2 separate regions of the Homo sapiens genome follow, and region 1 is linked to region 2. Evidence: read pairs that join two places in POLR2A ChIA-PET (ENCODE). Cell type or tissue: CD4-positive, alpha-beta T cell. All regions are shown on one strand. Each heading gives the region's core, and the rest is flanking DNA. Links, peaks and the distances in the headings are about the cores only.

The links. Peaks named below come from ENCODE experiments on the same cell type or tissue, not always from the same donor. Only the 100,000 strongest peaks of a DNase experiment are listed, where the experiment ranks them.
Region 1: POLR2A ChIA-PET joins it to region 2 with 6 read pairs; 5 of 35 experiments call an interaction of 5 or more read pairs at or near these places.

The regions. Positions count from the first base shown.
Region 1 is chr3:70,967,144-70,971,538 of GRCh38, forward strand. It overlaps FOXP1 (forkhead box P1), which reads right to left. Exons shown (of 21, transcript NM_001349338.3): 19 at 3,593-3,662. Among named protein-coding and RNA genes, the nearest start is that of FOXP1-AS1, 320 kb to the right of the region's middle. In CD4-positive, alpha-beta T cell, for the core only: no CTCF peak of the experiment used is centred there; no DNase peak of the experiment used is centred there.
Region 2 is chr3:71,048,010-71,052,404 of GRCh38, forward strand. All of the region lies in intron 9 of FOXP1 (forkhead box P1), which reads right to left. Among named protein-coding and RNA genes, the nearest start is that of FOXP1-AS1, 240 kb to the right of the region's middle. RefSeq lists enhancers at 1,997-3,691, 2,869-3,432. In CD4-positive, alpha-beta T cell, for the core only: no CTCF peak of the experiment used is centred there; a DNase peak (open chromatin) is centred at 2,712; H3K27ac peaks cover 1,465 bases.

The DNA of each region.
Region 1 (4,395 bases), core at 100-4,099, 81 kb before region 2:
ACAAGATGATCTGGCATAGTGACTTCCACTGGCCAGTCATACAAGAGTCCGAACTATTCTAGAAATCCTGGCTCTAGAAAGAAAGTAAAAGCCAAAAGAGTGCAAAGCTGGGCTGCAGAAATCTGTCTGGCTAGTATGACAATCGCAGCCTCACTCACTGTACAAACCGCAAAGCCAGGGCTTTCTAGGTACAAGCCCTGTGTTAGAAGTCCTGTGCACACTCACCAAACACAGCATTGGATAATGGACTGTTTCAAAGCTCGGCCCTATGTAAGCCCACAGCTTTTCCTTCCTTCTACTTGTAAATGTGTATAACTGCCTTCTTTTAAAAAGTAGGGGGAAAATCCTGTGTTTATTTCCAAATGTGGTGAACTCATTTTGATGAACAGCAAATGTGAACATTCCACACTCTCCTACAGTGTGTCAAATAATTTGCATCAAGTACTTTTTCCAACAGCTCTTTTATAATTGCGATAAAGCTTTTTTTCTTTCTTTCTTTTTGTTTTTTTTTTGGCAGAGCAGTTGCCAGAACTACTATTATTTGTTTTTTTTTTTTGTTTTTTTTTGTTTTTTTTTTTTTTTTTTGCAAACTGCAGTTGGACAAGCATCTTAACTGCTTTTATCTGAGAGAGGTGTGACCACTGTTGTCTCAGTCACAGAAATTCTGCTGAGTGTCTTTCCACTGGAAATACCATAAGATAAGCTCTCATAAGACAATTTCACTATTCCAAGGTCAGAATGTGGCAAAAGTGGGGCTGCTGCTAGCTTAATTATTTTAGCAGCTTCCCTGGTCAAAAACTGTGAAGACAAAATTGAAATGCTGATATGAACGTGTTCATTGGGATGAGTTTGTCATCCTCTAGAGAAGGCAACTTTCTTGGGATGAGTATTTATTCTCTTTGGCTCTCAAAGTATTCTAGGTCAAGGCCATTGCTGATTGGGATTGGATCATAGAACATGGGCTGAGACCCAACAGCCACAGTAGTGAAACGCATACAAAGGCAAGCACTTATACTGATCCCTGGGTTCTCAGGCAAGAACGATGTAAGTGATGAAAACCAGCCTTGTCCCTTGAAAAAATGATCAAATGGGCTGCAGAGAGATCCCAGTGCCTGATCCGCAAGAGAGCTTCTTGAACACGCTCTCTGTTAAGCAAGTGATCAGAGCAACCCACCCAAGGTTAGATAAATTTTCACTAACTGCTTCTGCCTAACAAAGTGTTTTTTTTTTTTTTTTTTTGGTAGTTGATGTCCACTTAGAAGCAGGTGTGTTACAAAAATGGAGTTAATTATATAAATGGTCCTTGCACAGCATGTGGTTTCATATCAAGCTGGCACCTCTGCCAAAAAATGAAGTTGCTTAAGTAATGGTGCAGAAGTCCATAAGCACCCTCGCTCCTGGAACATTAACCACTCTGAGATCCTCAGGGGAAAGGCAGTCTATAAATACGAAGCTTTACGGTTACCCTTAGTTACTTCACTTTTCAGAGCATAATGCAATCTGTCCCAAGTCCCATGTTTTATTTCTGTAGTGGATTCTGCTGTCCTATTTTATATATTGTATATCATGCATTATGTTGCTCTAGTAATTTTTTTGAAGATATTGTTCCACTATTATTTTTACTTGTCTTGAAAAATGGAAATAGGCGGTAATGGAAAGGAAGGCCTGCTGGCAGAATCCTTATTTAATTTGCACAGTAGAAAGTTGTCTTATGTGTCTGTCTACTGATCAGGGATCCAAACTCGTAGAAGAGAGGGAAACAATCCACTTCTCAAATCATGAATTTGTATCAATTTATTCCCCTTGCCTCATTATGGACGGAAAGTGTTCTTGGAAAACGGCAGGACAGTTTTGGGCTACTGAAGAAGATGCCAAAAGCAAATGTTCAGAGATGAAACCTGAACAGTTCTGTAATGACAAAGCATACTAATTGAAATTAGTCACATAGTTAAGAGAATTCAGAGGATGGAGGATCACTTTTTTTTTTTTTTTGCCTTTCCGGCTCATGAATATAAAATGTGCTTGTAATCTTAATACTATTCCATATTCCAGATAGAGCAGGCTTTAAATTCACACTTCACAAGACTCCAGGGAAAATAAGTTACTAATGAATGGTATTTACAGTGGCAGCATCGAAGCATGCTTTCATTTACTCTTCTAAAGTTACTGTGTAAACTACAAGTAATTAAAAGAAACGCAGAAAGTAGTTTCTCCTATTAAATCTGGTTCAGGCTAAAAATAAATAAATATAATTACTGAAATGCTAAGGCCAGTGAATCTGCCTCTAAACTGAAACTGGGTAAATGGCCTATCATCAATTCCCAGGAGCCTTAAGACTATTCTGGGCCTGTAGGGTACAGAGTCGTGCTCCATAAATATCTGTTTAATGTCCATAAATATCTGTTTAATGCAGAGCAAGACCCAGGGCTCCTGTCAGTATCTCCTCCTTCCTCATCCTGTTCCCATCATACTAAAGGTCTCAACTGTTTTTTCATTATTGTCCCTTTTTAGACTTTTGTTTCTCTCTTTCTGCCCTCACCCCAAGAAATGTTCATATTTGCTCAAGTATTATGGTCCTTTGGAAGGACACAAGACATTGCAGTATCTCAGAACCAATCTAGGGGTGATACAGCCCCCATTGAGAATGTATGCTGCAGAGGACTGCAATGGTATTGGATGACAAATGTCAGATTTATCTATAGAATATGCTTCTCGAACAGTCTGGGTAGGGGCAAAAACAGGACCACTGGCCAAAAGGATACTGCTTACTTATGAACTCTTGAGGGGGGACTTGAGTACTACACCCAGGTACTTTAATGAAATGACACTGGAGTAGCCTTCATTTAAGAACTGAAATGTGCAACATGTAAAAAGTTTGCTAGAAGCTGGGCTGCCTCAGGTAGCTCCTTTTTGGGTGGTAATCTCGCTCCTGCTCAAAACCCGCGTCTTCATCTCCTGGTACCATTGGTGATGTAACAAGTACTTGGTTTGTCAGTAGGAAATAAATACTCCGTGTGATTATCATGTAATCTTGAACAATCTGCAGGAAAACTAAAGAGTCTTCTTAAACACCTCTATTGTTTAAACAGACATGGTTTACTTTTACAAAGTGAACCAGACCCCAGATCCTCCCCACCCCAGACAAAAGCCAAGATGCTACAGTCGACTTTAAAAGAAGAAAAAGAAATACAAAGCCCTGCTTTCTCTTTAAACCCATGAACAATAGAAGGTCATGTGACGCAGTGGCCTATCATCCAGCACATTAATAGCTGTGCTAGAGTAATTACACTTGTGGTATTTTTGCCTCAAGTGAAATTCTGAAATAAGAGGATGGAAATTATGATACTGCTGATAAATATTAATAAGTGAACTTTTAATTTTTTTGCCACAATATTCAAAATGCTAAGCATCCCGCTAACGCTGAAGCAGCCCGATGTGTTTGCCTCCAGGGAGTATGATGCTTTGTGCACTTAAGAAAAAAGTTTAACGGAATTAAAATTTAATATCTAATTAGAGCAAGGCTAATATATTTTGAAATGAGTAGGGGAGACCTGTGCCTCTGCTGCATATTCGGGACGGCCGTTAATCTTACCTGTAAAGCTGCATTGAGAGGTGTGCAGTAGGCGTGGCTGCTCTGCATGTTTTTAATAAGGGAAGGGTTACTGTGTAAGAAAAACATAAAAACTCAAAGTTAAACACAGTCGACTGCTGAGTTCCTAGCTAAGTTTTGTTTTAAGCTTGCTGGTGCCCTTCCAAATGAGCAATTTCCCCCACTAGCAAAACCCAAGAAAAGTCAGGCTTTCTCCCCGTCACTGATTTGCAGGGCGGGTGTGTGTGCACACCTCTGGGGTTGGACTTCTCTATTCAAGGAAACTAGGTGTAAAATTCTGGCTTAGGTAGTAACAGGCTTGGGTCCTCCCTCCAGAGACCTCTCTGCAGATTTTTAGGAGTTAGCCTGACTCCAGACTCCAACAGAAAGGAAGGCAGCAGCCTAGGAGGTCGTGCTGGGGAAGGCAGTGAGCTCACAGCAGGGGCTGCTGGGCACGAGCAGAGAGAATCTTGGCTCCTAAGCATCTTTGAGATTTGAACTTTACAGTGACTGCTAGAGGGATGGCAGGAAGGCTTTTAAGGAATATCCACAAGGCACGTTTATTGCCAACAGGCGATGGAGAGTAGGGTATGCCAGGGGAGGGTCGTTCCTAAATAAGGGGATGTCTTAGCCAGATCTGGGAGGGTCTGAGAATATTTGCTGCCATCTCCATTCACGGACCAAATGAAACTAACATACTGTTGTCAGAAAATCTCTAGCCTCGTAAGGATAAAAATATTAAAAAATTACATAGGGCATACTGAGGGAAAAGGGTGCCTCCCAGTAGGCAATTACCTACATTTATC
Region 2 (4,395 bases), core at 245-4,244:
AGTAGTACAATAAATAGAAGGAAATTATCTAATATCCTTAATCTGCTAGCAATCGTATCGAGGTGGAGGTCTTAGCCACATTATGGCTAACAATTATAAAAGGAAAACTAACCCTTCCCAAACTGTAGCAAAAAAAAAAGAAAAGTTTCTTCAAGAAAAGAACAAGATCAGTGTTCCTAATTCTGAGTATGATTCAAAAGATCAGAGAGACTTTTACAACTAAAAGGACTATCCAAGCCCTTTCAGAGCTTACATGTTCTGGCTAATAACTATACTTTACAAACAACTGCATTCACTTAACCTAACACATGACCTTGATCTGATACATCCATAAAATGGTATGTATATCAAGACCTTCTGATGCAAAGTTCAAAGAAAGAGAAAAATGGTGGTTTCCTTTCGGTCTTCATGTAGTTTATTTTACAGTAAAAACCATCATTCTCATATTAGCAACCAATTTCAGACTTACTACCATGCCACTGAGAAAGTTAATTGAGTTTCACTCCAAAAAACAAATTCTATACCACTAACAACAAAAATTTAAATAAATTTAAATGAAAAGCCAGTGTTTTCATTTTAAGAACAGCATGCATAAAATGATCCAATTGTTTTCACCCCTTCCCAAGTTATCACATTAATGTAAAACCCAGTGATAGTTATATTCATGTCAAAACGATTTTTTCACTTCTTCAACAGATATTAACTCACAACATTACAAAAAAAAGGGAAGAGAAAAAAACAACATTGACACAATAAAAGATCAGGGAATTAGCTTTTCTGAAAGCAGACTATAATGGGGGGGGTACAGCTGGAGGTGGGGGAGGGTGTTTCCTGCCTTACTGTAAATGAAATGTTTAAAAATTTTGTATTTATGTAAAATGACTGATGCCTTTTCTGTTGTCTCTGTGGCCATCCCTAGGAAAAAGCTCATGAAAGCTGTCTACGTTTGAAAAGCCAGGATATAAAAGTATACAAGGCCCATTGTCCAAAGAAAGAATTTAAAAGCAACACCGGTTGCCAAACTGCGCTCCCCACCCAGTTACCAAACACAGGATACGGGTCCATTTGTTTACTTCTCACAATTGAATGCATACAAAAAAGGTCTCCGTGCAGTCCCCTCGGCAGGTCAGTAGTCAGTGTTAAAATGCTAAAATGCCCTGATAAACCTCGAGTTTCGGATCCCCTCCCTAGAGCTGCAGTCAAAGGTCTGTTTTCCTTTCTTCGGCTACTCCCTACTGCCTAACATAAACTGTCATAACTGCCCGGGACAAACGGCCCTTTTAAAACAATCAACTTAGCCTACCTCACCCGCACAGGATGGAATCTTTTTTTGTAGCTCGATTTAAAATGAATTCTGCTGTCTATTTTCCTCACCACTTCTGTCCAATATTCATGAGCAGTCACTTCAATAGCTGTATTGGGCCTACATCCTCTCTTCCTCCCCTACCTAAGAGCACGTATCTTCTTAAGGAAGGTCCTGTCTTGGTCCAACCCAATATGGAGCCAAACTTTCCCAAGGAAACATCTCAAGGCAACTTTAGGAGGGAAGGAAAAAAAAAAGAGCAAAGGTACATCGTTCTGGCCAAAGATCAGGTGTCTTATTGCAGAGGTAATCAAAACAGGAAAAAAAGGGGGTGGGGGGAGCCTGACAATATAAAATTATGAGCCGCTAATGACTGGGGACTCAGTAAATTAACATACTTGTTCCATCTGTCAACAACCAAGTTCAAACCTTGTTAAAATCATAACCACCAGTCCACATCATGAAAATGCTACCGTGTGACTCCATCTCATTTTAGCACAAAAGGACCACCACCTGCATGATAATTCCAGGAGACTGGTCCCTACCTCAGGAAACTACAGATCTCCTAAGCATTGTTACCCTGGGTCTCAGACAAATCCACTGGCACCATGAATCCAAGGAGACCCATCCACTGGTCTGCCTACCTCAAAGGATATTCAAAGCAACCTATCTCCTGGGTCACCTTTGCCTGGGAAGTGGATGACAAAGCATGGACCACAGCAAACCTAGCGACCTGGAGATGCAAGAATGTTCCTACAATGTCTTGCTTTCTCCTTGTTTAGACACAAAGTGTTCTCCTTCTCCCCTACACTCCCCACCCCCTGCCACTCCCTTCCCAAACTCAGGGACCACTATCATCTTTGTGCTCTGAGATGCTTTCCTTTCTGACAACAGCAATTTGGGAGAGGTAACTTTTATCCTTCTTTCTGCTGTGTAACTTTCCCCTTCCCATTTCTTTATGTGCCCTCTGAGCTCATCTGAACTTTCATGTTCTCCCAGCATGCAGACGTGCATTCCAAACTATGTCTCACAGACCAAATAAGAGGTTAATAAGAAGTGGCAACAGAAAGGAAAAACGCAATCCCTGGTAACTGATAAGAATGACAGTGGCAGCCCTTTTTTGTTTGTCTTCAAATATAGAGTTAAAGATCTTTAAAAAACTAAATTTTGATGCCTTTGAAAAGAAAGAAGCACAAAATAACAACAGGGGGTTATTGCCTGCAAGCCACAGGGGAGAAACTCCATAATTCTTATTCTCCCTTTTGAAGGCTGTTAGCAATCTGATTCAAAAAAGCAACAGCAGAAGGGGAAACCTCTTGAGGCTGTAACCATTTCCTGTGATCATGCATAATGTGCTTCAAAAGTGGGTTTTTACCAATTCTGTTGATCAATTGCACCTCCTTCATACCCCTTCTTTTTTCTGCTGTGTTTACATCTGATGTGACTCAATGACAAGCACTGTCTGAGACTGTGAAACAGGCCTGTCATGTTGATTTATGGGCGCATCAAACCACAACTTGTCCAAACTGAAGCTCGCAGTTCATTAATTAGAGAGTTGTGACTTTGAAGTCAGCTTTCAGACTGTGGTTTTTAACATTTGGCTTAATTTATATGCTCTTGAATGTGGATCTCTAAGGAAAAAACTGAAATTCCCTTCTTGTCTTTGAACTTCTTTTGACCGCACAATAATCATTTCTTTGTCCAGAGTGATGCCTGCAATCCCAGAGTCATTAACGCGCATTGAACTGCCACTGATGAGTAAGCCCTGCTGAATTAGAAAAACAGCCAGCAAAACAAAGCTGAGAGCCTTCTGCACAGTGATATCTCACAATTACATGCCTTCCCTCCCTGTGCCATTTCCATTTTAATTACTGTTAGTCCTTTAGATTTACATTTTAGACACTTTTTAATCTGTTCCCTTTTTTATTATAGCAGCACCCGGTAGAGCGCCACTGTACTTAAGGTTGTGTCAGCATTTTCATTAAAACACCTCCTCCCCTTCACCCCAAAACTGCCCCTACTCTGCAGGGGTTTACATCCGGCTGCTCAACAGGACTCCAGGGTGAAAACTTGGCAGGACATGGAAAACGTCCCCAATTTGTGTCAAGGGAGGAGGCAGCAAAGGGAGAATGTCTGGGTCACTCCCAGGGTGTAAAATTAGCACAGCCCAGCATCCTCACTTAGGTGAGGGACAGGGACGTCGAGTCACCTGGTAAGACTCCCTGCAAAAGAACAAAAGTGGCCACCTGCTTAGGGCTGGTGAAGAAGCTGTTAAAGTGGATGAGGTGCTGTATATAGAATTATAAATTGTGTCATCCCAAGGAGAACACTTAAACAAAAAGAATTTTCAGTCCACTGTAAAAATATGAGGAGGCAAGTTAAATTGGATAACTCTGGAATGGGTAGAAAGATGTCATAATAACGCACACATGCACACGGATACTCCCACAACTGAGTCTCACCCACGCAGAACTGAATAGAAGGTGAACTGGTAACTCCCTGGAAAGAAAGGCCTTATCATTTATGGGACGAATGCTGTCAACCTTCATGGTGTGGCATAATGTGATAAGTTATGGACACTACCAAGCGTGGTGCATATAGAAGCTATTATGATATACTTTTCTCCACCCTGCCCAAGAAAACACAACCCAAGCTGGAGTCTTCTCTAACTTCAACTCATGCTCTCTGGCACATGCCTTTAGCAATTACATTATGTACAACTTGCAGGAAGAAGTTAAACAAAAGATGTGGATGTTTAATCTTGTTCTAACATTTTTGTTTGTTTATCCAACCTCACAAGGGGTTATTCTTCCAATGGAAAAGGCCATCACCACACACCCAAGCTCTGTGAGCTGGGGAAAAAAAAAAAAAATTAAGTGTGCATCCAAGTAAAATTTTCCTGAAAGCACTTCACTTCTCCCAGCTCCATCCTGGCCCTCAGTTGTTACCAGGTTGCAAAAAGTAACCTGAAGACTCTGTCAACGATGCCTCTCCTGCTCCTCACACAGGTACACGTGCAGTGGTGTTATAAAATATGTGGCAGCAAGCAAATGGAACCCAGAAAAATCTGAGTGAAAACAGGACAATAATTC